2 separate regions of the Mus musculus genome follow, and region 1 is linked to region 2. A link is a loop called in an ENCODE intact Hi-C map of the cell type or tissue named here. Cell type or tissue: heart. All regions are shown on one strand.

What was found. Hi-C counts contacts between places; a loop is a spot of excess contacts. Peaks named below come from ENCODE experiments on the same cell type or tissue, not always from the same donor. Only the 100,000 strongest peaks of a DNase experiment are listed, where the experiment ranks them.
Region 1: a loop joins it to region 2, with 2.7 times the contacts of the local background. A loop is called at or near these places in 9 of 42 quality-filtered maps.

The regions. Positions count from the first base shown.
Region 1 is chr10:91,081,823-91,084,322 of GRCm38, forward strand. It overlaps Apaf1 (apoptotic peptidase activating factor 1), which reads right to left and starts at 921. Exons shown (of 27, transcript NM_009684.2): 1 at 361-921. Ikbip (IKBKB interacting protein) reads left to right here and starts at 1,217. Exons shown (of 3, transcript NM_026166.2): 1 at 1,217-1,474. The coding sequence starts at 1,305. In heart, no CTCF peak of the experiment used is centred here; a DNase peak (open chromatin) is centred at 1,129; H3K4me3 peaks cover 2,275 bases; H3K27ac peaks cover 1,988 bases.
Region 2 is chr10:91,243,286-91,245,785 of GRCm38, forward strand. No RefSeq gene overlaps it. Among named protein-coding and RNA genes, the nearest start is that of 4930534H03Rik, 24 kb to the left of the region's middle. In heart, a CTCF peak has its summit at 1,245 (motif pointing left); no DNase peak of the experiment used is centred here.

The DNA of each region.
Region 1 (2,500 bases), 160 kb before region 2:
TGCACCACCATGCCCAGCCATAAATTATATAAATTTTAAACAACTTTTTTCAAACTTTACACAAACTGGAATACTATGGGCAAATTCCCAGGGCCACAACCTCTTTGTGGCCACAACAAAACAGAAAGCCAAAACTGGTCCGAGATACAGACCACAATATAAAGGCTAAGTCTATCCAGGAAAACAGTAATAGTGGTCTACTTCCTCCTTAGATAATTTCTCTTCCTGGTACAAGAGCAGGAGGATGATTACCAAACATCCCGCGTCCCCTGATCTTTCAGTCCCTGGGAGCTACAACAGAACTTGCAAAGAGCCTGCCCAGAGGAGCTTGGGGAGGTGAGACCGAGGCAGTAAACTTACCCAAGCCTTTGCACCGGAGTTGTGCTGGGAAGAGCAGCCGGGGGAGGGTCACTGATGATAATCGAAAGAAAGCAGCCCAGGGAGGGTCACTTATGAGACTAGATTGCCAGAAAGCAGCCGGGGCTCCCGCCTGGCTTCCGGCGACCCCGCGCCCCGGGCAGGTCCTGACACCTCCCTGGGTATCAGCTGCTCGGGGCGCAGGGTGGATGCCCGGGATCTCCAAGCGGCGTCGAGGGGTGGTCACCTCGGTGGGCTTGCCTCGGGCCGCACCAGGGGAGGGTACCGGGACCCAGGGCACAAAAGCACGGCCACTCCAGTCGCCGCTTCACCCCTCTGGCGGGAGCTGCCCGGGCGGGAAGCGGACGCCGCTCGGAAAGCCGCTGCGACTGTCTCAGATCGTCGCCGGTGGCTGATGGCACACACCCCTCGCTGCCGACCCCCACACACCCCTCTCACACCCTTCCGCGAGCGGAGTGAGACGTCTGCTCCTCTAGCTGCCTCCTGGTCTCTGCCTCAGGACCGCGGAGCACTCAAACACCGCTGGGCCCGCCCAGTCCACACAGCGCGCGCCCGGGCACGCAAATTCACTCGCCCAGGGCCCGCCGCCGCGGCCGCGCGCGCGCGCCCCGCCCGGCGCGTGACCGCAAGCCCTGGTTGAGCGTTCTCGCATGCGCGGTGGGGTGGGGCTAAGCCGCGGGCTCGCGCCCAGCTAGACGTGGCACTCTCGGCCCCGCCCCCTCTACGCGCCTCTCCGCAACCTGCGCGCACCCGCGAGCTTGGGTCTCCCGCAGACTCAGTCGGGTAGCGGAATCCAGAGGCGGGGCCAGCCGCTTGAGGGCGGGGCACAGCCTTGGTGGGCGTGGCCTTCCGAAGCTGCTCTGCAGCCACGTCCCACGGCCCCCCTCCAAAGCCATCCTGGCTTCAAGATCTTCAGGGATCCAGACATGTCCGAAGTGAAGAGCCGAAAGAAGCCGGGGCCCAAAGTGGCTGCTCCTGAGCCCGAGAAGCGGAGTGATGGCAGGAAAAACCCCGAGGCGCGGGGGGACGCGGGCTGGGCGGACCCCCGCACTGGGCTCAGCCTGCTGTCTCTGGCGATGACCCTGGGCCTGGCCTGGTAAGTGTGCGATGCTGCAGGCCGTGGGTCGGGCCTCGCGTGGGCGCCTAGCACCTCGAGCCAACCCACTCTCGCTTGAATACGCTCTTTTAACAATGTTCTGGTAGCATGCTCCTGTCGCTGCCCTCTAAAGTCTGGGAACATGTCACCCAGGACTCGGCCCACACTTTATTAAGCATCTACTACTGCACGTCACAAGTTTGCACATACCTAAAAACCACTACTTCCCGTCCACTCTGTAGCTTTGCGGATGAGTTTGCTCCACCCTCCACCAAAAATCGCACTCTTAAAATGTCTGCAGCCTAATAAAAAAAAGTTCGTTGTTGCTGAGCGATAAATGCTAATGAGACTTTCTCCTATTTAGAGCTGTGTGCCTACATTAAAACTATAGTCCTTTTTTAAAGATTTATTCTTGTTTATGTGTATGAGTGTCAGTGTATTTGTGCACGTGTGTGCAGGTGCGCGAGGATCCCGCAAGAGAGTGTCAAATCCAAGAAGCTGGAGTTACCAATGGTTGTAAGACACCAGACATGCATGTTCTTAACAGCTATAAAAGACTATATAGTCTTACTCCTAAATTACAAGTTGAACTGTATGTAACATTGTAAAGAATATGTTTTCCCTTAAGACTAAACATTCGTGTTTTCTTATTGTTGTTGTTTTAGTTTTTTGATACAGGGTTTCTCTGTGTAGCCCTGGCTGTCCTTGAACTCACTTTGTAGGCCAGGCTGGCCTGGAACTCAGAGATCTGCCTGCCTCCACCTCCCTAGTACTGGTGTTAAAGGCATGTACTACCACAACCTGGCTGTATGACACATACAACCCAGCTATATACATGTATTTTTACACTTTATTTGCAGTAGTGGGGGCACCGCCATCCCGCTCAACATTTGTAGCTTTGAAACCAAGCATATATTAGTGATATATTAGTGTAAATGTGGAATAAGAGAGCTAATAGAATTCAGAAAAGACTCTGGATATCCTCCAGGGTAGAGTAGTTTTGATGCAGGTTTATTTCCAGCTTAG
Region 2 (2,500 bases):
CCTCATTTCCTGCCTCAGACATCTCCATGCTTTATTCTTAAGGGGTTGAAGCGGGGGTGAAGGCCCATTGTTCATAGCTATTTCTAGCTGATGATGGGTTATTGATCCTGTATGGGATCAGGGGGTGAGGGACACTGCAGGTGACTTTGAAGTGGTTATGTGTCTTAGTCAGGGTTTCCATTGCTGCACAAAAGCATCATGACCAAGAAGCAAGTCGGGGAGGAAAGGGTTCACTCAGCTTACACTTCCACATTGCTGCTCATCACTAAAGGAAGTCAGGACTAGAACTCAAGCAGGGCAGGAACCTGGAGGCAGGAGCTGATGCAGAGGCCATGGAGGGCGTGCTGCTTACTGGGTTGCTTCCTCTGGCTTGCTCAGCTTGGCTTCTTATAGAACCCAGGACCACCAGCCCAGGGACGACACCACTCACAGTGGTCTGGGCCCTCCTCATCCTTGATCAGTAATTTAAGAAAATGCCTTACAACTGGATCTCCTTTCTCTGTGATAACTCCAGCTTGTGTCAAGTTGACGCACAAAACCAGCCAGGACAGTATGAGTTGGAAAGCTTGCACTTGCTTTAGCATGGGACGCTGAAATCCCGTGCAGGAGATTTTGAGTTTTCGACATTATCGACTTGTATCGACTTGATGATTTGTCTTTGGGGCATTTCCATTTGGGAAGAGTCCGTTCCAGCTTATAAGAATTACTAATAAAGGCTTGGGGAACAACTTAAGCTAGGAAGTTTAGGTTTGGGTGTGTCCAGAACTTCTTTAGTCAGTCTCACCAAGAGTCAGAGACATTGAGCAACCTGCTTAAGGCCTCGTATACAAATGAGTCAAGGCATCCTATCCATATAAGGTATTTCATAGGACATGTTGTCAAAGAGCTGAAGGCAGAGAAAGAAGTAGTTGGCCTTAGCAGCTACAGTGACAAAAAAATCTACCTTGCTGACTCTTTTCGTTTTAAGCACTAAAATTCTGTCTCTCAGGGACCTTCTCAGTGTTAGGAAAAGTGGGACAGTGAGTCTCCTCCAGCTGACAGCTAGTAAATGGCTTATTTGTGTCAGTAAAATCAAGCGGTTCCCTTCATCTACATAAGCAGGATGTTAACATTAATATCGATCTTGAGGCTTCTCAAGAATATGATGGAACAAGGAAAAAAAATGAGACAATTCTACAGTTATGCTCACAGAAGGATAAAAACAGATGTACAACTACAAAAATGACCAAACACCTCCCTCTCCTGGCTAACAGGAGAGATTACTGCTTCTTCAATGTTAAGTTTGGCCTTGTTTCTATTCTTCTGCCCATGAACTAGAAATAGACGTATCCATTAAATATTATTGCATTCATATTGTTTTTTTCTTTTTTTAATTAGATATTTTCTTCTTTTACATTTCAAATGCTATCCTGAAAGTCCCATTTCTATTGTTTTAATACAACATAAACTCCTGCTTTCTTAGGATCTCCTCCAAATCAGCTAACATAGCCCAAGACCCATAATAAGTCCTTTTTAGTGTCCTCTCTCTGATCTGTTTCATAGTTGCACATAGTGTGAGGTCTCCTCATAGCGCAGAGCATGGCCAACACCTTTGCACTGCTATCCTTCTTGGACCATGACCTTATACAAGACATGTGTAAGAGTGCACTCCTTATGTAAGCATGCTTAGGAATGTGACTGCATCAAGTGTATTTCTGGACACTCTTTAATTCCAGAACTGAAGTGTGTAGAAAGAAGCCACCTCTATCTGTGATTGTCTACTGCTGGGCTGTCTCTACAGAGAGACCAAACACTTCTTTAAAGAAGAGTTGTTCACGGAAATCCTTCATTTTTCTGAGGCTCTCTACTTGCCAGGCACTGTACTAGGTCACTCCTCAGACTGAGCCATTTAAGGCTCATCATTGCTGCCTGAAATCTCTGCTTTAGTTTTTCTCATCTTACAGATACAGAAAGGCAGCCTGAATGCACCTATGGAAATTGATGAGTTAGATAAATGTGTTAGTGACAAGGCCAATGAGCTTGCCCAGCGGGTAAAGGCACTAGCAGCCATCTAACACTGAGTTTAATACCTGGAACCTATATGATGGATGGAGAGCTGATTCCTGCAAGTTGACTTTCACATATATGCCATAGCATGTGTGTGTGTGCTGAGATGATCCTAGGACCTTCCTGGAACCCATGTGTCTTAGTTAGGGTTTTACTGCTGTGAACAGATGCCATGACCATGGCAACTGTTATAAGGGCAACATTTAATTGGGGCTGGCTTACAGGTTCAGAGGTTCAGTCCATTATCATCAAGGCAGGAGCATGGCAGCATCCAGAGAGGCATGGTGTGGAAGGAGCTGAGAGTTCTACATCTTCATCTGAAGGCTGGTAGGAGAATACTGACTTCCAGGTAGTTAGGAAGACGGTCTTAAAACCCACACCCACAGTGACACATCTACTCCAAGGCCACACCTCCAAATAGTGCCACTCTCTGGGCCAAACATATTCAAACCAC